Regions from separate parts of the Homo sapiens genome. Here regions 1 and 2 are each linked to region 3. A link is a loop called in an ENCODE intact Hi-C map of the cell type or tissue named here. Cell type or tissue: OCI-LY7. All regions are shown on one strand. Region 1 overlaps MSH2 (mutS homolog 2). Region 2 has its middle 88 kb from the start of MSH6. Region 3 has its middle 16 kb from the start of MSH6.

Region 1 (8,000 bases), 330 kb before region 3:
CTTCCCAGTAGGGGCGGCCGGGCAGAGGCGCCCCTCACCTCCCGGATGGGGCGGCTGGCCGGGCGGGGGGCTGACCCCCCCACATCCTTCCCGGACGGGGCGGCTGGCCGGGCAGAGGGTCTCCTCACTTCCCAGTAGGGGCGGCCGGGCAGAGGCGCCCCTCACCTCCCGGACGGGGCAGCTGGCCGGGCGGGGTGCTGACCCCCCCACCTCTCTCCTGGCTGGGCGGCTGGCTGGGCGGGGGGATGACCCCCCCATCTCCCTCCTGGATGGGGCGGCTGGCCGGGCGGGGGGCTAACCCCCCCACCTCCCTTCCGGACGGGGTGGCTGCCGGGCGCAGACGCTCCTCACTTCCCAGACGGAGTGGCTGCCGGGCGGAGGGGCTCCTCACTTCTCAGACGGTGTGGCTGCCGGGCGGAGGGGCTCCTCACTTCTCAGACGGGGCGGTTGCCAGGCAGAGGGTCTCCTCACTTCTCAGACGGGGCGGCCGGGCAGAGACGCTCCTCACATCCCAGACGGGGCGGCAGGGCAGAGGCGCTCCCCACATCTCAGACGATGGGCGGCCTGGTAGAGACGCTCCTCACTTCCTAGATGGGATGGCGGCCGGGCAGAGACGCTCCTCACTTTCCAGACTGGGCAGCCAGGCAGAGAGGCTCCTCACATCCCGGACGATGGGCGGCCAGGCAGAGATGCTCCTCACTTCCCAGACGGGGTGGCGGCCGGGCAGAGGCTGCAATCTCGGCACTTTGCGGGGCCAAGGCAGGCAGCTGGGAGGTGGAGGTTGTAGCGAACTGAGATCACGCCACTGCACCCCAGCCTGGGCACCATTGAGCACTGAGTGAACGCGACTCCGTCTGACATCCCGGCACCTCGGGAGGCCGAGGCTGGCGGATCACTCGCGGTTAGGAGCTGGAGACCAGCCCGGCCAACACAGCGAAACCCCGTCTCCACCAAAAAAATACCAAAACCAGTCAGGCGTGGCGGCGCGCACCTGCAATCGCAGGCACTCGGCAGGCTGAGGCAGGAGAATCAGGCAGGGAGGTTGTAGTGAGCCGAGATGGCAGCAGTACAGTCCAGCTTTGGCTCGGCATCAGGGGGAGACCATGGAAAGAGAGGGAGAGGGAGACCGTGGGGAGAGGGAGAGGAGGGAGAGGGAGAGGGAACCTTTTGTTTTATTCCAGTAGGACCAGCTAGAAACAGAAGGTGATTGACCAGTATTAGGGATGGAATCAGGGTACAATTATGGAGACAGGCTATCTAAACAATTCACTCTCACCATTTAAATCAGCTGTTTGATCATTTTTTTTCCATATATCTTTACCATCGCATAGTAAATAATATCCTTTTTATTTTCAAGAGGGAGTATTGGCCTTAAGTTAGGAACTCTCTTAATTTTTTTCCCCCATCATCCCACCCGCACTTCTTACTCCTTACTTCCTACTTGCTTTTATTCTTTACTGGCTCTTTACCACTGCGTATTTTTAGGTGCATACATCTATTTTTTAAAAAAGCACCCTTGTTCCTGGGTCCTCTTCCAGTACCATCTATTAATATATCTCTCTCCCTCTTTCCACTCCCAGCTGGGTTTCTGAAAGCGTGCACTTCCCATCTTCCATTCATTCATCTGGTTTCCAGCCCTGACCACAGTACTGAAATGGCATTTGCTAGGTGACCTTTATTTTTTTTTAAATCCAGTGAATGCGGTATAGTCCCCCCGCTTTTTTCTTTCTTTTTTTTTTTTTGTTTTTTGTTTTTTGTTTTTTTGAGACAGAGTTTTGCCCTTGTTGCCCAGGCTGGAGTACAATGGCGTGATATCGGCTCACGGCAACCTATGCCTCCCCAGGTTCAAGCGATTCTCCTGCTTCAGCCTCCCAAGTAGCTGGATTACAGGCACCTGCCACCACAGCTGGCTAATTTTGTATTTTTAGTAGAGATGGGTTTTCTCGATGTTGGTCAGGCTGGTTTCGAACTCCCGACCTGAGGTGATCCACACACCTCTGCCTCCCAAAGTGCTGGGATTACAGGTGTGAGCCACTGCGCCCAGCCTTGGTATAGTCTTTAACGAAAGTTCACTGATCTTGAAAATTTTGATCTTGAAACTCTTTTTTTTTTTTTTTTTTTTTTTTTTGAGATGGAGTCTTGCTCTGTCACCCAGGCTGGAGTGCAGTGGCACAATCTCAGCTCACTGCAACCTCCACCTCCCAGGTTCAAGCGATTCTCCTGCCTCAGTCTCCCGAGTAGCTAGGATTACAGGTGCCCACCACCATGCCTGGCTAATTTTTTGTATTTTTTTAGTAGAGATGGGGTTTCACTACATTGGCCAGGATGGTCTTGAACTCCTGACCTCATGATCCACCCACCTCGGACCTCCCAAAGTGCTAGGATTACAGGCGTGAGCCACCATGCCCAGCCTTGAAACTCTCCTAAGGTTATGTTAAACATTTTTGTATTCTTGGTTTTCTTTTTGTTCCATGGGTTATTTCTCTTTATCCTTCTTTTTAGCTTTCTTAAGTGTTCCTTTACCTTATCAAATTCTATTTTTGGCTCCCATTTCACTTAATAAGAGGAAAAGCTGGGATTTTTTTTTTTCTTTTGTGGAGACAGAGTCTCACTTTGTTGCCCAGGCTGGAGTGCAGTGGTGCGATCTCAGCTCACTCCAACCTCCGCCTTCTGGGTTCAAGCGATTCTTGTGCCTCAGCCTCCTGTGTAGCTGGGATTGCAGGCATGTGCCACCACGCCTGGCTAATTTTTGTATTTTTAGTAGAGATGGGGGTTTCACCATGTTGGCCAGGCTGGTCTCGAACTCTTGTCTTCCAAGTGATCTGCCTGCCTGGGCCTCCCAAAGTGCTGGGATAAATTTGAGCCATTGTGCTCGTCTAAGCTGGGATTCTTTGAATGAGTTCTTAGAGGCTTCCTGAAACTTTGTGCAACATTTTGTGTATGTGTATATTTTCTGGGGAAAGGATTTGTAACTTTCTATTTTTTGAGAGGGAGTCTCTGTGGCTCAGGGTGGAGTGCAGTGGTGTGATCTCGGCTCACTGTAACTTCTGCCTCCTGGTTCAAGTGATTCTCCTGCCTCAGGCTCCCAAGTACCTGGAATTACAGGCATGTGCTACCACACCTGGCTAATTTTGTATTTTTAGTAGAGACAGGGTTTCATTATGTTGGCCAGGCTGGGAATTTGTAACTTTCATCAGATATCCCAAGGGATATATGTCTTTCCTGGTAGAGAGGGAAGAAACAAAAAACGTGTGTAAATACCCTCCTCTCCCCCAGAAGGTAAGAAGTACTGCTCTGCACATTCCTTGGGTGATCTTTCTCACTCCCTGGGATAATTAAGGAAGTTAGGGATTGGGGTTGAGGGTAACTTGGCATCCTTCCCCAACCTCCCTGTATAGGCACAGTCTAATATACTTGATGACAGTTTGCAACAAGTCAACAATTTCCTACTTTTCTGGTGTTAGGTTTAAGTTATATAGACCTATGGTGATCATAACATTATCTAAATCAGATGCTTCACATTATAGGTCTTGCAGCTGATGTCCAGTTTAGGTGTTTGAAGTGGCTTAGCCTGGAAAATGTTACAGGGGAAAATCTGCTTTCCATGTGTTATGCTCAGAGCTGTGTTCTTTTCTTTTACACAATATGTTTGACATTTGTTGAATTTTAGGTGTACCCTGGTCATTAGGAACTCCCTAAAGGATCTCTGTGAGGTTTTAAAAAAACAAAACAAAACAAAAAAACAGTGGCATTTTGCAGAACTCAGTATAGCTCTTTACCATACTGACTGCAAGGAGAAAGTAAAAAGTGAGACTAATTTTGCAATTAGTCTCCCAAGTTTCTTTACAAGAAAATAGACCAAAGGTACTATGTTTAAAAGCAAAATCATGGCTTAAAAGTTTTTCTTTTTCTTAATATATTAATATATTGCTATAAATTGAGTATTGCTCTCTTGCTATCTTGTGTTTTTTTGGTTTTTGATTAACTCTAAGCTTAATGTTATTCCTGACAAATAAATAAATAAATAAATAAATAAATAAATAAAGTGAATTCAGAGAGACAGTAGAGGGCAGCAGCCGTTTAGAAAGTAGATTCACATTGAGTGATTACGGCTCTTTTAAATCTTTCTCCACTAAGAGATAGCTAATTTCCGAAAAGGTATACTTGGCCTCCCATATTCCTTATGTCTCTTAAAACTAAAAAAGCTGGGACAAAACTTAAAATAACAGTATTCTACGGTTAGGGCAAATTTCTGATACTGCTTAAAACAATTTACCGAGGTATCTTTATTTTTTTTTGAGACAGGGTTTCACTCTGTCACCCAGGCTGGAGTGCTGGAGCCTTGACCTCCTGGGCTCAGCTCAAGTGTTCCTCTCACCTCAGTCTGCCAAGTAGCTGGGACTACAGGCATGCACCATCATTCCCAACTAATTTTTTAAAATTTTTTGTAGAGATGGGGGTTTCATCATGTTGCCAGGCTGGTCTCGAACTCTTGGGCTCAAGCAATCTGCCCACCTCGTCCTCCCGAAGTACAGGGTTATAGGCATGAGCCACCACTCCCAGCCTCAGATTTTTTTATTGATGAATTTTATTATAACAGCTACAATACTGAGATGCATAACCCTTCCCTTTCCTGATACCCAGTTATCATCTGTTTCTGTTTAATACACTCCTTAAGTACCTCACATTTGCTATTCCCCTGCCCCCCATGGTCTATGCATCTTCTTCATTGAAGTGGTAGTAGTCTTTGTTAGCTCATCTGGTCATGTCATCAATTCAGAGCACATTACCTCTTTAGTTCAGAACACATTAATTGCTTCCCATAATCTTCAGGACACGGCCCCATTTCTTCACGTGGCTTGGCCATTGCTTCCCTGTTCAGCTTCCCCCACACTCCCTCACCTACACCTTCTGTCTCAGTATAGTACTGCTAGTCTCCAGACATGCCATGCCTTTTTATGCTTCTATGCGTGTTTTCCTGTCTTTAATGTCCTTGTCCATGTGATGAACCCCTACTCATTTTTCCAAGATTGAACTCAAATGTCACCTTTTCTGTGAGCTTCTCTGCTCTTCTCATGCAGAGTAGAAGTGTTTATCTCCATTGCCCTTGACCCTAAATAACAGTACATTAGTATAATAATCACATTTTTTACCTGTTTGTGTGCTTTCCTTCTAAATGGAGAATAAGAATATAAAAGTGATTTATTTGGCATTTCTGCAAAGGGAGATGATAAAAAGAATCTGCGTTACTTAGCCTTTTTAAAAAACCCTTAGCCTATGAAGGCTACTATTTAAGGTTTGGTTGGATTTTGTATGTTGGAAATATGTTCTTTAAATCTCATCTTCATCAGTTTATAAAAGCAATATAAGTTCTTTGTAGATCATTATCATGCCATCCAGATGTAGTCATTATTGTTTTGATATAGGTTGTTTCAGTCTTTAAACCAAATTATACACTGTTCCGCTGTAACTCTTGTTTTGAAAACAGATTTGTTCCAATGTGGGTGGTATATTAGGGAACAATTTGAGCATAATGTAAATTTTGAGTTTGCTTATGCACAAATCCCTAGGCAACACTAGGTGAATGCAGAAAAATGCATGCAGCTGAACTCAGCAGTGTAGATATATACAAAAGATACACATACACACGCTCTTCAAATACCTACCTTATTTTCCTGTATGTGTTATGAACCATACCCATTCACATCTGGTATTACAACTTTGCCACCCATTTCAGACAGTATTCCTTTGACCATTCTGCAGTAACTCAGAAGCTGCAGCCCTTTAGAAGTCTACTCCACTGTGGCTCACGTCTGTAATCCCAGCACTTTGGGAGGCCGAGGTGGGTGGATCATGAGGTCAGGAGATCAAGACCATCCTGGCTAACACGGTGAAACCCCGTCTCTACTAAAAAAAAATAGAAAAACCTAGCCGGGCGTGGTGGTGGGCATTTGTGGTCCCAGCTACTCGGGAGGCCGAGGCAGGAGAATGGCGTGAACCGGGGAGGCAGAGCTTGCAGTGAGCCAAGATTGCGCCACTGCACTCCAGCCTGGGCGACAGAGCGAGAGTCCGTCTCAAAAAAAAAAAAAAAGAAAAAAAGAAGGCCACTCCACAAGCAAACCGCAGATGTTTTGCAAGGTGACTTATTTATTGTAATAGTTGTGTATTTCTTAACCATTTCACATGTATAAAACTGTGCTACTACTTTTATGAGGTTCCTGTCTTTATTTTTTTTAACATGTCGCTGGTGAAGGTTCTGAGAGTTGTGGCTTGAACTCCAGTTTTCTCATAAGCACGGTTTTTTGTTGTTTTTTTTTGAAATGGTCTCGCTGTGTTCCCCAGGCTGGAGTGCAGTGGTGTGGTCTCGGCTTTCTGCAGCCTTGGCCTCCCAGCTTAAGCTATCCTCCCACCTCAAGCTATCCTCCCACCTCAGCCTCCCAAATAGCTGGGACTGCAGGCGTGAGCCTTTGCCCACCTAATTTTTATACTTTTGTAGAGACAGTTTTTCCATGTTGCCAGGCTGCTTTGGAACTCCTTAGCTCAAGCAATCAGCCCGCCTTCACCTCCCAAAGTGCTGGGATTACAGGTGTGTCCTACCACACCCAGACGGCTCTGGTATTTACTGCATAGTGTTCTGATTTTTAGGAATACATACGTTGCATTATATAGCAGAACTGGCTGTATTCAAAAGTCTAATAGAAAATATTGATAGGGTGATAATGTATATAGTACTAATTGTCAGTTGCCATAATTTAACTAATATTGTTTTACTTTTTACTTTTTTTTTTTTTGAGATGGGGCCTTGCTATATTACCTAGGCTGGTCTTGAACTCCTGAGCTCAAGGAATCCTCTTGCCTCAACCTCCTGAGGATGTTTGACATTTTTTGACTTTTTTTTTTTTTTTTTTGAGACGGAGTCTTGCTCTGTCTCCCAGGCTGGAGTGCAGTGGCATGATCTCGGCTCACTGCAGCCTCCACCTCCCGGGTTCAAGGGTTCAAGCACTTCTGCCTCAGCCTCCTGAGTAGCTAGGATTACAGGTGTGCACCACCACCACGGCTGATTTTTGTATTTTTAATAGAGATGGGGTTTCACCATGTTGGTCAGGCTGGTCTTGAACTCCTGACCTCGTGATCCTCCTGTGTCAGCCTCCCAAAGTGCTGTGGGTACAGGCGTGAGCCTCCATGCCGGCCGGCTTTTTGGCAATTTAAATAGTTACAGTTACCTATTATAATTGATATTTAGCTAACATCTATTTTTATTTTAATATTCCAGGAAATTATTATGCAGAAACTTTAAAGGTCTGTGTACTTCTCTGGTGTTTTGATTTTTTTTTTTTCTTTTTCTGTGAGTAATTTTCTAAAACTGGTTTCTAGGCCAGGCTATTTATGTCTTGCTTTTTATTTTTTTTGGCGATGGAGTCTCGCTTTGTTGCCCAGGCTGGAGTGCAGTGGCGCTATCTCATCTTGCTGCAACCTCTGCCTCCTGGGTTCAAGCAGTTATCCTGCCTCAGCCTCCCGAGTAGCTGGGACTACAGGCACATGCCACCACGCCTGGCTAGTTTTTTGTATTTTTAGTAGAGGTGGAGTTTCACCGTGTTGCCCAGGCTGGTCTGGAACTTCTGAGCTCAGGCAGTCTGCCTGCCTTGGCCTCCCAAAGTGCTAGGATTACAGGTGTAAGCCACTGCTCCCAGCCTTATTATTTTATTTTTATGGATTCGGGGTATATGTGCAGGTTTGTCCCATGGATATATTGTGTAATGGTGAGTTTTGGACTTCTGTTGTGCCCATGAACATTGTACCCAATAGGTGGTAATTTTTCAATTCTCATCCCTCTCTCTGCCTCTGCCCTTTTGGAGTTCCCAGTATCTGTTAATTCTCTCTGTATGTCCATGTGTACCCATTGTTTAGCTCCTCTATTTTTTATTTTATTTTATTTTATTTTTGAGACAAGAGTCTTGCTGTATCACCCAGGCTGGAGTGCAGTGGTGCAATCTCAGTTC
Region 2 (8,000 bases), 72 kb before region 3:
CAGGCAGCGACCCACTACTTTGTACTCTCGTAGTGTGCCCGAGGCCTTCATGGCGTGCTCTCCGCGTTCGCCGCCACCCGCAAAAGGAGACTTGCTGATAAATTTTGTAACATAAAAACAACAGGAACGGCTGGGCGCGGTGGCTCACGCTTATAATCCCAGCACTTCAGGAGGCTGAGGCGGGTGTATCACCTGAGGTCAAGAGTTTGAGACCAGCCTGGCCAACATGATAAAACCCCGTCTCTGCTAAAAATATAAAATTAGACAGGCGTGGTGGCTTGTGCCTGTAATCCCAGCTACTCAGGAGACTGAGGCAGGAGAATTGCTTGAACCTGGGAGACGGAGGTTGCGGTGAGCTGAGATCGCACCACTGCACTCCAGCCTGGGCAACAAAAGTGAAACTGTCTCAAAAAAAAAAAAAAAAAAGAAAGAAAGAAAGAAAAGATGTGATTGACAAAAAAAAAAAAAAAATTTGGTTATTTCTGTGACGTACAAAAATTTAACATAATAATCATTATAATTGATAACATTTACTAAGACATATCAGAATTTTAGGAATCTCACACAATTTTGGAACACATATTAACAACACATTTATACAAATAGAACTCAGAGAAAGTTAAACGCCATTTCTTACTTGACAATGCTTCCTGTGTGACATTTACATACAAAATAAACTTAGTGTGTCTCTCTTGAACTTCCAGCGGCTCTTTTTGGAACTTGAAATTTAATTTTAGGAAGTTTGTTAAATATGAAAGGTTTAAAACATTTTATCAAAATAGGATCACAGGTCACTGTAAAATAATAATCATTCATTGAGCCAAAGTGATAATTCAAAGATTTCAAAAAGCAAAAACTTTACTCTTTGATAGAGAAGAGTCTCATTTTCCCAACAATCAAAAGACCTAATAAAGACAGCATGAGGCAAACAAAGTCTGTCTCTCCCTCTCCCCTCATTTTTTTCAGTATACTTAAAAGTAAACAAAAATCTATTATTACCCCTTATTAATACTAGATGAAAATCTTTTTCAAAATTCTACCTTTGCATCAGTGTATTATTAATGGCAAAGCTAATTTTAACAAAACCTTATAACAAATTCACCCAAATTCAATCAGTTTGACCATACACAATAAGAGTTCCATAAACCTTTTAGAACCTCTTATAATTTTTTTCATTCTCTTTCTTTTAGCTTTTTATATGCATTCCATTTTATCTATCATTCCTTTTATTTCTTAAATTTCTTTTTATTTATGTATTTATTTATGTATTGAGACTGAGTCTCTCTCTCTCTGTCACTCAGACTAGAGTGCAGTGGTGCAATCTCAGCTCACTGCTGCCTCAGCCTTCTGGGCTCAGGTGATCCTCCCATCTCAGCCTCCTGAGTAGCTGGGACTATAGGCATGTGGCACCATGCCTGGCTCATTTTCTGTAGAGAGGGGGTTTTGTCATGTTGCCCATGGCTGGATATCTGTTGTTTTTTTTTCCTTGGTTTTTTTTTTTTTTTTGAGATGGAGTCTTGCTCTGTCGCCCAGGCTGGAGTACAGTGGTGTGATCTCAGCTCGCTGCAACCTCTGCCTCCCGGGTTCAATTGATTCTCCTGCCTCAGCCTCCCTAGCAGCTGGGATTACAGGTGCCCAACACCAAGCCCAGCTAATTTGTGTATTTTTAGTAGAGATGGGGTTTTGCCATATTGGCTGGGCTGGTCTCGAAATCTTTATCTCAGTTAATCCACCAACCTCAGCCTCCCAAAGTGCTGGGATTACAGGCGTGAGCCACCACACCTGACCCTAATTTTTTTATCTTTTTGAGACAGGGTCTCACTCTGTTGCCCAGGCTGAGTGCAGTGATGTCATCACAGTTCACTGCAGCCTTGACCTCCCAGGTTCAATTGATCCTCCCACCTCAGCCTTCCAAGTAGCTGGGACTACAGGCATGCACCACCAAGCCCAGCTAAAAATATGTATTATTTAATTTGTCTCAGCAAAACTCTAAGGGTATAGAGTTACCAAAAAGATTTTAGAAACTTTTTTTTAACTCTTTCTTTCTCTCTCTGTATAGGAGACAGGGGTCTCACTTTGCTGTCTAAGCTGGACTAAAACTCCTGGAATCAAATGATCCTCCCACCTCAGCCTCTTGAGTAGCTGAAACTACAGGCGTATGCCACCACGCTTGCCTCTGAGAAACCTTTTTAAGAAAACACATTATAAAACATAACTATTATTAAAAGTTCATTGTAGGCCAGGCAAGGTGGTTCATGCCTATAATCCCAACACATTGGGAAGCTAAGGCAGGAGGATTGCTTGAGCCCCGGAGGTTGAGGCTGCAGTAAGGTATGTTCATACCACTGCACTCCAGCCTGGGCAACAAAGCAAGACCTTGTCTCAAAAAAAGAAAGTCCATTTGTAAACTTTTATCTCATTGACATTTATTTATTCTTAACAATTGTGTTTGAAAAATTGTATGAGACATGAAACAAATCTAGTCATTATCTCAAGTTAAATTTTTTATTAACTATTTTTATATGTTAGGCAAGTATCAAAAAAGCAAGAACTTTGAAGTTAAATACATGTATAGTTTGCTGATAAGTCAAAAGACATAGTTCTTTTTTTTATTAAACCAACAATATTAAACTAGTCCTTGGCCAGGCGCAGTGGCTCACGCCTGTAATCCCAACACTTTGGAAGGCTGAGGCGGATGGATCACCTGAGGTTAGGAATTTGAGACCAGCCTGGCCAACATGGTGAAACCCTGTGTCTACTAAAAATACAAAAAATTAGCTGGGCGTGGCGGTGCACCCCTGTAATCCCAGCTACTCTGGAGGCTGAGGCAGGAGAATTCCTTGAACCCAGAAGGTGAAGGTTGCAGTGAGCACTGCACTCCAGTCTGGGTGACAGAGCAAGACTTGGTCTAAAAAAAAAATTAAATATAAACCAAAAGACTGCTAAAGTCACATTAACTGGTGTCTTGTGAAAGGGTCATATATACAAAGTGACCCTGATAAGCAGAAGGAGCCAGGAAACTGAAGAAGAAGGGAGACAAGTCCAGCTTGTCATCATAGAGGTGATTTTATTGGGGAACTTACAGACAGAAGTGTGGTGTTGGGCAACCACAAGACAGATCGACCAGGAGTGGTGGCTCACACCTGTAATTCCAGAACTTTGGGAGGCCAAGATGGGTGGATCGCTTGAGCCCAGGAGTCCAAGCCTGGGCAACAGAGCGAGACTCCATGTCAAAAAAAAAAAGAGGGAAGAGGGCCAACAGAGCATTTGCAGTTTTTAGGGCCCAGTAATAATATATGAAAGGCAGGCACAGCGGGAAAACAGAACATCTAGATCTTTAAAAATCAATTCCGGACGGGCGCGGTGGCTCACGCCTGTAATCCCACACTTTGGGAGGCCGAGGTGGGTGGATCACGAGGTCAGGAGTTCAAGACCAGCCTGGCCAAGATGGTGAAACCCTGTCTCTACTAACAATACAACAATTAGTCGGGCGCAGTGGCAGGAGCCTGTAATCCTAGCTACTCGGGAGGCTGAGGCAGGAGAATCGCTTAAACCCAGGGGGCGGAGGTTGCAGTGAGCTGACATCTCCCCACTGCACTCCAGCCTGGGCAACAGAGTGATACTCTGTCTCAAAAAAAAAAAAAAAGAAAAGAAAAAAAAAATCAAAGATTCCACTTTTACACTGAAACCCAAGACCCTAAAAAGAGGAAAATACCACAGGAGGCTGCACAACACTTCCACAGTGCACCTCACTACAAAGATATTCCCCCGAAGCTGGTGGGTGACCCACTGCCAATCAGCCCACTTTGTGACCAGCCCACCTCCCATGGGAATCTTGTCCGTTGGTGGTGAGTGCTCTTACAGCCTCTAAGTGTTCAAACCATGCCTTTCTTAAGTAAACGTGCAAAGAAGAAAGTAGCCCCCTGCAGTAATAACCATTCATTGAAACTGTTATCGGCCACCTCTAAAACTGCAGCTTTCATCAGCAACTAGCCAGCCATCACACACACAAAGGTCAAGTTCTTTCTCACACTACAGCTTACTCCCTGGTACCCTCAAAAGCCAAGGAGAGAGGGGGCCCAGAAGAGGGTTGCCCTTTTCACACTTGAATGCAAAGGGTTTTATAAGAAACCTATGAGGGCTAGGCATCTCATTTGCATAAGATGTGAATTTTTGGTAGCTCCACTCCATCATCCTAATGTGCACCTGGGCCCTTAGCTTGAGTTACTCCAGATTGCTTTATTCCCCTTACTGCGCATGTGTCAGGGGACGGAATTTTGCATTGCAGGCATGTCTGCAAGGGCAAGTCACCTGTGTAGCCTTTCTTATCTATGCGGCAGTGGGCATGTCTTAGGGAAGCCCCTCTGTATGAGTTCCCTTATCTGTGCCTGCAGCATGCAGCATGATTTTTTTTTTTTTTTTTTTTTTTGAGACAGAGTCTCACTCTGTCGCCCAGGCTGGAGTGCAGTGGCGTGGTCTCGGCTCACCGCAAACTCCGCCTCCTGGGTTCACACCATTCTCCTGCCTCAATCTCCCAAGTAGCTGGGACTACAGGCACCCACCACCACGCCCAGCTAATTTTTTTTTTTTTTGTATTTTTTAGTAGAGATGGGGTTTCGCCATGTTAGCCAGGATGGTCTGGATCTCCTGACCTCGTGATCCGCCCGCCTGTGCCTCCCAAAGTGTTGGGATTACAGGCGTGAGCCACTGTGCCCAGCCTCCAGCATGATTTTTTTAGGCCGTTCTTTTGTTTGAAAGAATTCAACTAAGGATCCACTCTGCCTGCCTGACCGGTTTCTTCCTTTCTTCTCTCTCATCGGGTCCCGAGTTCCCATGACTGCAGCTTCCAGAAGAGCAGAGCTTTGGTATCCTACTCACAGCGCCAAAACTGCAGGGGCCAAGGTAAAACTTGCCCTTTACCCTCTGAAGGTTTGCTGAAAAATCAACTAACAATAGCAGATTTATTGGCGAAAAGGAATACAAATTTATTAGCGTGCATATGGGAGAGAACCACAGAGTGATTATCCCTACCATGCAATGGGGTTCTGAAGCTTGTATGTCATCTTGAGGTTCCAGAAAGAATGGGGGCTTTGGTTGTGGCAAAACAGGTTCTGGGAGGGGGAGGAGGCCTGACTAGCAAAGGTGGTCTTGTTATGCAGATGAAACCTCACAGGTAGCAGTCCTCAGAATAGATGATAAATGTTTCTTTTGAAACCACCTTTGCAAAAATTCTAACAGTGAGAAGATTATGACAGTGAAAGAGATCTGACCTAACCAACCCCATCTTGCCTCTAACCTTCAAACTGCCCTTAATCATTCCTGGACTTAGACCAACCTAACTTTGGGAGACATTTAGTTTATAGTTTAAATGATAATAACCCTTACCCAAAACTAAATCACCTTTGTAAAGCTAATGAGAGACTACCAGGTTAGGAGGATGTGAGCAGGCTGAATTCTAAGGTGTAAACATAAACAATTACCAGCCATTATGCTGGAGGTCATAAGATTTGCAACTCTCCCAGTTACTCCTGCAGATAACATCACTATTACTTTTAATCGCAAAAACTGCAATTATTTTGCACCAACCTAATAGAACCTAAGATTGGTCTTTTGTTGTTGTTTTGTTTTTGTTTTTGAGACAGAGTTTCGCTCATGTTGCCCAGGCTGGAGTGCAATGGTGCGATCTCGGCTCACCACAACCTCCGCCTTCCAGGTTCAAGTCATTTTCCTGCCTCAGCCTCCCAAGTAGCTGGGATTACAGGCATGTGCCACCATGCCCGGCTAATTTTGTATTTTTAGTAGGCTAATACTAATTTTAGTATTTTGGTCAGGCTGGTCTCGAATTCCTGACCTCAGGTGATCCTCCCACCTTGGCCTCCCAAAGTGCTGGGATTACAGGTATGGGCCACTGCGCACAGCCAAGATTGGTCTTTTGAGATATCTTTTCAGGTTTTTGCATTTCTGACTAACGATGAACCAATGGCTCCACTGAGACCTGCTGATCTCTGCCACCTGGTCATGTGGCCCCACCCAGAAATAGGCTCCCTGGCCTGCCAAACTATCCTTAAAAACCCTAACCTCTGAATTTTTCAGGGAGATTGATTTGAGTAATAATTCAGTCTTCCACGTGGCGTGGCCAGCCTTGTATCTATTAAACTCTTTCTTTATTGCAATGCTGTGGTCTCAGTGAATTGGTTTTGCCTGTGCAGTGGGCAGGACGAACCCATCAGGTGGTTACACTTTCAGACTTTTAAAGGTGTCAGACTGAAACTGTTGTACTTGAGCGAGTTAGAGAAAACGCCACACTTGTAGACGAATTAAGAGTCTGTTTATTTAGCCAGCGGCCAAGAGACGGCTAACGCTCAAAGTTCTTTAGACCCCAAAGAAGGAGCTAAATTTTCTTTTATACTTTGGTTTAGAAGGGGAGGGGGGGGTCTAGTTAAAACAATTTTACAGAAGTAAAGTAGGCAAAAAAGTTAAAAGGATAAATGGTTACAGGAAAGTAAACAGTTCCAGGTGCAGGGGCTTTAAGACTATTACAAGGTGATAGACGCGGGGCTTTGGGCGTTATTAATCGGGCGTTATTAATGGGACGAATTCCTGGGAACTGCGGATATAGCTCACCACAGCATCTTATCAGTTCATTGCATTCTTGGATGTGCTGGGAGTCAGCTTGCACAGGTTAAGTCCTTGAGGAAGGGGCTGCCAGTGAAAGAGCCAAGATGGAGTCTGCCTGGCTCTCTTAGCTAAGGGAGAGTCAATTCAGGTGGAAACAAGGCTAGGTGATTAAAGGAAAGGGAGAGTCTAAAAACAGGGTTAGTAAAAACAAGGTTAGGCATTACAAAACTGCCTTTGCAAAAATCATAACTGAGGAAATTATGACAGTGAAAAAGGTCAGACCTCACTGATTCCACATTGCTTCTAGCCTCTAAGCTGTCTGTTCATTCCTGGGTGTAGGCTGAGCTAGTCTTGGGAAGGAATTTAGTTTATAGTTTAAACTCTGAACCAACAAAATTGACAATAGCACTTTCTGGAAAAAAACCCTTGCTTGCGTGGAGACCAGTCTGTCTTTGTAGGACTAACTTTCATGCACGTCCGTGTGAAGAGACCACTAAACAGGCTTTGTGTGAGCAATAATGCTTTTAATTACCTGGGTGCAGGCGGGCTGAGTCCGAAAAGACAGTCAGCGAAGGGAGATGGGGTGGGGCCGTTTTATAGGATTTGGGTAGGTAAAGGAAAAAGGGGGGTTGTTCTCTGGCGGGCTGGAGTGGGGGTCACAAGGTACTCAGTGGGGGGGCTTTTGAGCCAGGATGAGCCAGGAGAAGGAATTTCACAAGACAATGTCATCAGTTAAGGCAGGAGCAGGCCATTTTCACTTCTTTTGTGGTGGAATGTCATCAGTTAAGGCAGGAACCGGCCATCTGGATGTGTACGTGCAGGTCTCAGGGGATATGATGGCTTGGCTTGGGCTCAGAGGCCTGACATAATTAGCCACAAGATTAGAAATTATGATTTAGGAGCCATGCAGTCTCTGGCTGGAAGAGTCTCAACCTCCCCAAATTGCTTCTGGGAATAAGATCACTGTTGCAAAACCTAAGATCAGTGTTTGAGATATTTTGCAGACCCTGCATTCCAATGCAGCAGATGACACCACTCAGACTGCTAATCTGGCTCAACCAGTCCTGTGATCCCATCCAGGAACAGAAGTCAGCAAGAACTCACTTCAACCCCCTGTAATTTTATCTTCAATCCGACCAATCAACACTCCCTACTTCCTGAGCCCATACCTGCCAAATAATCCTTAAAAACGCTGATCCCTGAATGCTCAGGGAGACTGATTTGAGTAATAATAAAACTCCAGTCTTCCACACAGACGGCTGTGCATGAATTACTCTTTCACCATTGCAATTCCGCTGTCTTGATAAATTCGCTCTGTCTAGGCAGTGAACAAGGTGAACCCACTGGGTGGTTACAAGACTCTCAGTTAATCTTTCCTAGAT
Region 3 (8,000 bases):
GTCTGCTAATGGGCTATCTGGAAAGTCAGAACACAGGTCTCTTGTTTTTGAGTCTTGATCTGGGTAGGTCTGCAGTCTGCATGCCTGGGCCGGCCTGAGGAATAGAGGGGAGGCTGTGGTGAGTGGGGAGGTGCCTATTCTGGGAGGGCTGGGCTTCACTGGAGACCTGGGGTTCGCTCCCCATCCTTCCCACCCTCCCAGGCAGGAATGGAGACTGGTGAGCTGCACACCTTCCAACGAAGTGATGCAGGGACGTGCCTGTAGGGGATGGGCTCCTTGAAATTATCACCAAAACAGGCTGGGCGCAGTGGCTCTTGCCTGTGATCCCAGCACTTTGGGAGGCTGAGGCGGGCAGAGTACAAGGTCAGGAGTTCAAGACCAGCCTGGCCAATATGGTGAAACCCCGTCTCTATTAAAAATACAAAAACAATTAGCCAGATATGGTGGTGGGCGCCTGTAGTCCCAGCTACTCGAGAAGCTGATGTAGGAGAATTGCTTGAACCCTGGAGGCAGAGGTTGCAGTTAGCCGAGATCACACCACTGCACTCCAGGCTGGGTGACAGAGCAAGACTCCGTCTCAAAAAAAAAAAAAAAAAAAAAGAAATTATCACTAAAACAATCTTTGAAACAAACCTAGGTTTGTTTTGCCTGAGGTGAGGCAAAACACTACCTGAACAAAATTTTAGGAGGTTCTGGCAGAGAGAGGGCAGTCTGGTTTAAGGTGGGCATTTCAACGCACAGACTTCATTAAAATTGGGTGAGAAGCATCTTACAATAGTTTAGATTAATGGATACAGCAAAGCAAGGGTTTAGAGGCAAGGATATTGAAGAGTCTTGGGGAGTGAACTGTCCTTTGATATTTCCTATTAAATAACTGAACACTGGCCGGGTGTGATGGTTCATGCCTGAAATACCAGCACTTTGAGAGGCCGAGACGGGCAGATCACTTGAGGTCAGGAGTTTGAGACCAGCCTGGTCAACATGGTGAAACCCCGTCTCTACTAAAAATACAAAAATTAGCTGGGCTTGGTGGCGCATGCCTGTAATCCCAGCTACTTGGGACCCTGAGGCAGGAGAATCTCTTGAATCCGGGAGATGGAGCTTGTAGTGAGCTGAGATCGCGCCACTGCACTACAGCCTGGGCAATAGAGCGAGACTCCGTCTCAAAAACAAAAACAAAACCAAAAACACAAATAATCGAACACTTTGATGTTCATGTAAATCAGGATTTTTCCATCTCAGCCCTTTTGATATTTGGGGCTAAATAATTCTTTGTGGGGGTGGGGGGTGCTCTCCTGTGCATTGCAGAATCTTTAACAGCATCCCTGGACTCTACTCAGTAGATGTGGGTAGCACCACCAGCACCATCCCAGTCTGACAACCTCAGATGTCTCCAAATGTCCCGGGAGAGGGGGGTGCATTTAGATTTTAATGTCTTTCAGGAAGTTCCTGGAATGAATAAAGTCATTTGCAACTTTTATCGTTCTTGCCAAGAGTTTCCTATAATAGTAAAATCACATTGATAAAAACAGTGGAAGAGTAAAGTAATGTTGATACAGACTACAAGCCTGGTTGGGGAAGATGGTTTAGGCTCGCACTCACACCCTCGGCTCAGCCTGCTGCCTTGCGTCTCCCAGTCCTGTGGGGTTTGGACTTCTGTCTCCTAGTCTCCTATTCATGGTCAGCTTTGTCCTAGAAGAGATTACATCTCTAAAGTCCACAACCAGGCTGGGCACCGGTGGCTCACGTCTGTAATCCCAGCATTTTGGGAGGCCGAGGCTGGCGGATCACTCGAGGTCAGGAGTTTGAGACCAGCCTGGCCAACATGGCAAAACCCTGCCTCTGTTAAAATACAAAAATTAGCCAGACACAGTGGTGTGTGCCTGTGTGTGCCCCAGCTACTTGGGAGGATGAGGCAGGAGAGTCGCCCGAACTTCTGAACTGCAAAGGCAGTTTCAGAAGTTATCCTAACCCATTTCTGTGCTGAAGCTCAGAAAAAAGGAGGACCACTCCTGCCACTCAGTGAATGTATTAAAGAAAAAAATGCTTCATGACACTCGTTGAAGATAGTTAGGCAAACTTTATTAAAGGAGGGACTAGGAAGATAGCTATAGAAACCACTGCAATGGGCTGCTGAAGTTGGGGAGAGATTGGGAGACTGAGCTCAACTCCAAACACAGCACTGCAAGTAGGAATGTATAGCCAAGGAGCAGTGGGGGGCAGAGGTGGGTGATGCATGGAAATTATTAAGAGGAAACATTGGGGGAAGGGGATATCCTGGCTAAACTGATCTGACAGGATTCTTGTTGAAGGCAAGCAGGGTGATCAGACATTACCCAGAGTGCGGCGGAGGATGAGGAACCTCATTAGATATTGTCAACCTAAAAGGAAGAGGCTGAGGCACAAAATATAAAGAGTTTACTTGAGCCAAACTGAGGACAGCTGCCTGGAAGACTCAGACCCAAGTAACCCTTGGATATGGGCTTTGTTTGATCTTTGTCACAAGCAAGTTTTTAAAGGCAAAAACGGAGGCTAGGGAGCAGGCTGATACAAAGTTGTTTGTGGGCCAGGCCCAGTGGCTCATGCCTGTAATCCCAGCACTTTGGGAGGCCGAGGAGGGCAGAACATCAGGTCAAGAGATCGAGACCATCCTGGCCAACACGGTGAAACCCCGTCTCTACTAAAAATACAAAAATTAGCTGGGCGTGCTGGTGCGCACCTGTAGCCCCAGCTACTCGGGGGGCCTGAGGCAGGAGAATCACCTGAACCCAGGAGGCGGAGGTTGCAGTGAGCCAAGATCACACCACTGCACTCTAGCCTGGTGACAGAGCAAGACACCGTCTCAAAAAAACAAAACAAAACAAAACAAAAAAACCCACAAAGTTGTTTGTCAGGAATTCTTCTCATTGGTTGACAGAAATAGCATTGATTAATGATTGGCTATACATTGTTAAGCTATAGGGCGTGGTAACAATGTCTAGGACGGCATTATTAGGTTAATTTATAGCTACTTATGGCAATAGCAAGCCGTTTCAAGAGATGAAGGCATAGCTCAAAGAGGGTAGTTAGGGCATGATTGCTTGTCTCATTTTAGAGTCTCTCTGGGAGTGATAATTTAAAAGAACTCACCTCCTAAAATAAAAGTGATCAGGGTCGGGCGCCGTGGCTCATGCCTGTAATTCCAGTACTTTGGGAGGCCGAGGCGGGTGGATCACCTGAGGTCAGGAGTTCGAGACCAGCGTGGCCAACATGGTGAAACCCCGTCTCTCCTAAAAATACAAAAATATTAACTGGGCCTGGTGGCGTGTGCCTGTAATCCCAGCTACTCGGAAGGCTGAGGCAGGAGAATCACTTGAACCTGGCAGGCGGAGGTTGCGGTGAGCCGAGATCTCGCCATTGCACTCCAGCCTGTGTGCAAAGAGGGAGATGCCATATCAAAAAAAATAAAAGTGATCAGATATTGGCCGGGCGCGGTGGTTTGTGCCTGTAATCCCAGCACTTTGGGAGGCTGAGGCAGGAGGATCACCTAAGGTTGGGAATTCCAGACCAGCATGGCCAACATGGTGAAATTCCATCTCTACTAAAAAAAAAAAAAAAAAAAATACAAAAATTAGCCTGGAATGGTGGCGCACGCCTGTAAACCCAGCTACTTCAGAGGCTGAGGCAGAATTGCTTGAGCCCCAGAGGTGGAGGTTGCAGTGAGCCAAGATCATGCCACTGCACTCCAGCCTGGGCAACAGAAGCGAAACTCTGTCTGAAAAAAAAAAAAAGTGATCAGATATCAAAGGTAGGGAATTCTTGCTCAACTGACTTAGGATTCTTGTAAAAATTGGATGATGCAAGCCGGGCACCATGGCCAAAGCAGAAGGATCATTTGAGGCCAGGAGTTTAAAACCAGCTTGGGCAACATAGTGAGACTCCCATCTCTACCAAAAAAAATATATTTTTTTAATTAGCTAGATGTAGTAATGTGAGCATTAGTCCTAGCTATTCGGGAGGCTGGGGTGGGAGGATCCCTTGAGCCCAGGGGTTTGAGGTTGCAGAGATAACACAGAAACCCAAAAGTCAAGCCTAGCTGGAAAAGAGCTCAGAAGTGCCTGAGTAGAGTTTGGTCAAGTAGAGAATTTTTGTCAAAAGTGAGGCTGGAATCCCAATGCAAAGGTCTGATTCCAAAATAGGGTCGCCAAATTTAGCAAAACTATTGCGCTGGACATAAGCTAAAAAAAAGTATACCTTTCCACAAAAGATGGTGGCCTAGGGAAAAAAATACTATTTGTTTATCTGAAATTCAAATTTAAGTACATGTCTCTTTTCAATACTCCTTCTCTGACCTTGCGTGGTGCTTGCCTTTGGGATTAGGGCGAGGGGTGTGGGGGTGCCGGCCACTGAACTGGAAGACCAGGGGCCAGACCCTGGAGCCCAGGGACAGTGGGAAGATGAAAGAGGGGCTGCAAAGCCCAGTCGCGCGAGCTTGTTCCGGCGCCTGGTCAAGAGTGCCCTCTGGTGGCCACACGGCGCCCTGCACCCGCAACCAGCGCAGCCCAAGCAGTGGGGACCCGGCCTCTGAGGCGGACACCTGTTCTTGGTTCTGACCTCTACTAAGAGCACAAGTCCGCCCCGGGACTGTAGAGAAGGAAGCCGGGAGGACAGGACAAGTTCAGAGCCACCTGGGATAGACTTTTCAAACCAGTTGTCTTAACTGGAGGCTCTGATCCGCTCCCTGCCAAGGGTCAGCCACTGTCTTGCCGGGGCGGCTGATCTGCAAGATCCTCATACCCCTGAATTTTCAAGGCCCGAAGGAGCAAACGGCTGATATCTGCTCTTCCTCAAACCTCTCGCTGCCCACCACCCTCCTGGCCCCTCTGCTCACTTCCAGGGTGTGGGAAGTCAAATCAAAACTGAGGGCAAGCCGCCGCAGTGGCACGTGCCTGTAGTCCCAGCCACACAGGAAGGAGTGGGAAAGAGGTGGGAATCGCTTGACCCCAGGACTTCCAGACTGCCCAGCGCTGTGATCAGGCCTGTGAACAGCTACTGTACTCCAGCCTGGGCAAAGCAGCAGGACCCTGTTTCTAAACAGGTGAATAAGTGAATTAATACAATTAAGAAAGAAAAAACGGCCAGGCGAGGTGGCTCACACCTGTAATCCCAGCACTTTGGGAAGCCTAGGTGGGCAGATCACAAGGTCAGGAGTTTGAGACCAGCCTGCACAACATAGCAAAACCCTGTCTCTACTAAAAATACGAAAATTAGCCTGGTGTGTTGGCATGCGCCTGTAGTCCCAGCTACCCGGGAAGCTGAGGCAGAAGAATCATTTGAATCCAGGAGGTGGAGGTTGCAGTGAGCCGAGATCGCGCCACTGCACTCCACCCTGGGCGACAGAGTGAGACTCTGTCTCAAAAAACACACACACACACAAAAACAGTCACATAGAAATGTGATTGGACAAAAGGGGGTGTGACCTAAGAGTAATAGATTAGGAGGAGCTCAGCTAGGCCTGTTTGTTCAAATTCTTTTGTGTCTCTGTATGATATTCCTTCTCTCTAGGTATGGGGTAGGACACCTGTCACAGGAGGATCTTCAAGGGAGAAGGGAGGAGGTCAGAGAGTGACCTTGCTAGTTTTTAGGGTTTGTTTCCAGGAAGAGGAGTTCTAGTTTCTCTGACCCACTTTAGGAGAGAAAGGCGAATGGGAGAAAGGAAGTCAGGAGTTCAGAGAAAACTTATTGCTTCTGCAGCCCTCTCAATCTCCTGAAGCTCAAAATACCCTGCATTCCAAGGTGCCATACTTTGGGGCATCATGTTCTGAGCCCAGTGGCAAACATGATCCACATGGGCCCTGTTTTCTTGGGGCTGTTGAGGAGACAGGGGTGGACATAAATCGTCACACAGGGCCGGGCACGGTGGCTCATGCCCGTAATCCTGGCACTTTGGGAGGCCGAGGTGGGCAGATTGCGTAAGCTCAGGAGTTCAAGACCAGCTTTGGGCAACATGGCAAAAACCCATCTCTACAAAAAATACAAAAATTAGTTCGGCATGGTGACGGGTCCCTGTAATTCCAGCTGCTCAGGAGGCTGAGGAAGAATTGCTTGAAACTGGGAGGCAGAGGTTGCAGTGAGCCAAGATCGCACCACTGCATTCCACTGGGTGACAAAGTGAGACCCTGTCTCAAATCAAAAACAAAAACAGTTACACAGCACAGAGTGCCAAAGAGGCATGTCCCACCTCCCACCCCAGGGCCTAAGGAAACCCACCTGCTGGCCCTTTCCTCTGAGAACTGCAGAGCCCAGAATCCTGTGGGATGCGCAGGCAGTCTTCCCAAGGGCCCTCCTGTATCAGCCGGCTTTTCACACTCTTTGTCTGTGTACTTGGTGCTAGACGCCTCACTGCCCATGCCAGCTTGGTTAGAACTCACCCTGCAGTCTCTGTGTATGGCCCAGGGCCCTGTAGAACTCTGAAGGCCCCACACGTGGTCCCTAGGATGCTCACCTCCCTTCTGCCCTCCCATATCCACTCACCCTGCAATGGTGTTGGGAAGTGGGACCTTTTGGGAGGCGTTTAGGCCATGAGGGCTTGGCCCTCCTGGATGGATCAATGATGATTGGATTTTTTTTTTTTTTTTGAGACGGAGTCTCACTCTGTCGCCCAGGCTGGAGAGCAGTGGCGTGATCTCGGCTCACTGCAAGCTCTGCCTCCTGGGTTCATGCCATTCTCCTGCCTCAGCCTCCCGAGTAGCTGGGACTACAGGCGCCCGCCACCATGCCCAGCTAATTTTTTGTATTTTTAGTAGAGACGGGGTTTCACCCTGTTAGCCAGGATGGTCTTGATCTCCTGACCTCATGATCCACCTGCCTCGACCTCCCAAAGTGCTGGGATTACAGGTGTGAGCCACTGCACCCAGCTATGATTGGATTATAAAAGGGCTTGACAGAGGGAATTCATCTCTTTTTGCTCTTCCACATTCCTTCATGTGAGGACAGTGTTCCTCCCTTGTGGAGGATGCAGTGTTCCAGGCACCATCTCAGAAGCAGAGATTGGACCTTCACCACACAATAAACCTGCTGCTGCCTTGACTTTGAACTTACCAGCCTCCAGAACTGTGAGGGATACATTTTAGCTCTTTATAAATTACTTAGTCTGTGGTATTCTGTCACAGTAGCATAAAATGGACTAAGACATAGTGGCCTAAAATAATAATATTTATTGTTGTGCATAATTCTGTAGGTTGGCTTTACGGTTCCTCTGGTCTCAGGTTGGTTTGTTTGTTTTTTTGAGATGGAGTCTCCCTCTGTCACCCAGGCCGGAGTGCAGTGGCGTGGTCTCGGCTCACTGCAACCTCCGCCTCCCAAGCTCAGGTGATTCTTGTTCCTCAGGCTCCCTAGTAGCTGGGACTACAGGTGCCTGCCACCACACCTGACTAATTTTTTGTTTTTGTTTTTTTGATACAGAGTCTCATTCTGTCACCCAGGCTGGAGTGCAGTGGTGCAATCTCAGCTCACTGCAACCTCCGCCTCCAAGGTTCAGGCGATTCTGGTAATTTTTGTATTTTTTAGTAGAGACGGGGTTTTGCCATGTTGGCCAGGCTGGTCTGGAACTCCTGGCCTCAAGTGATCCTCCTTCTTCAGCTTCCCAAAGTGCTGGGATCACAGGTGTGAGCTACCACACCCAGCTGTCAGGTTTCTTATTTATGTGTCTCAGCTGCAGGTCAGGCAGATGGCTCTGCTGATCTTGGTTGGGCTCCTTCACACATCTGAGGGTCAGCTACTCTGGATGTGCTCTGCTAGGCTGACTCAGATCTCCTCCACATTCCTCTCCCATTCCTCATCCTTCCAGCAGACTAGCTGGTGTGCTCTCATGACAGTGGCAGGAGGCCAAGAAAAAACAAGCCCAATTGTGTGGGAAGGCAAGAGGAAGCTCCCATGTGCTTTTCAAACCTCTGCTAACATCTTATTGGCCAAAGCAAGTCACATGGTGAGCCAGAGACAAAGTGGGAGGGACTTACAAA

What was found. A loop is a pair of places that touch in the nucleus more often than their neighbours do. Peaks named below come from ENCODE experiments on the same cell type or tissue, not always from the same donor. Only the 100,000 strongest peaks of a DNase experiment are listed, where the experiment ranks them.
Region 1: it touches region 3 in a loop (7-fold over the local background); 95 of 110 quality-filtered maps call a loop at or near these places.
Region 2: a loop joins it to region 3, with 4 times the contacts of the local background. A loop is called at or near these places in 3 of 110 quality-filtered maps.

The regions. Positions count from the first base shown.
Region 1 is chr2:47,433,410-47,441,409 of GRCh38, forward strand. All of the region lies in intron 7 of MSH2 (mutS homolog 2), which reads left to right. Among named protein-coding and RNA genes, the nearest start is that of MSH2, 34 kb to the left of the region's middle. In OCI-LY7, CTCF peaks have their summits at 4,071 (motif pointing right) and 4,270; a DNase peak (open chromatin) is centred at 4,082; H3K27ac peaks cover 385 bases.
Region 2 is chr2:47,691,196-47,699,195 of GRCh38, forward strand. It overlaps a transcript of MSH2 not described here and the pseudogene RPL18AP6. Among named protein-coding and RNA genes, the nearest start is that of MSH6, 88 kb to the right of the region's middle. RefSeq lists enhancers at 1-433, 3,337-3,880, 4,970-5,514, 5,515-6,058, 7,148-7,692 and a silencer at 4,302-4,351. In OCI-LY7, a CTCF peak has its summit at 3,692; DNase peaks (open chromatin) are centred at 4,226, 5,996, 7,480, 7,979 and 1 weaker place; H3K4me3 peaks cover 5,849 bases; H3K27ac peaks cover 8,000 bases.
Region 3 is chr2:47,763,580-47,771,579 of GRCh38, forward strand. No RefSeq gene overlaps it. Among named protein-coding and RNA genes, the nearest start is that of MSH6, 16 kb to the right of the region's middle. In OCI-LY7, a CTCF peak has its summit at 4,530 (motif pointing left); DNase peaks (open chromatin) are centred at 4,512 and 7,972; H3K4me3 peaks cover 525 bases; H3K27ac peaks cover 5,279 bases.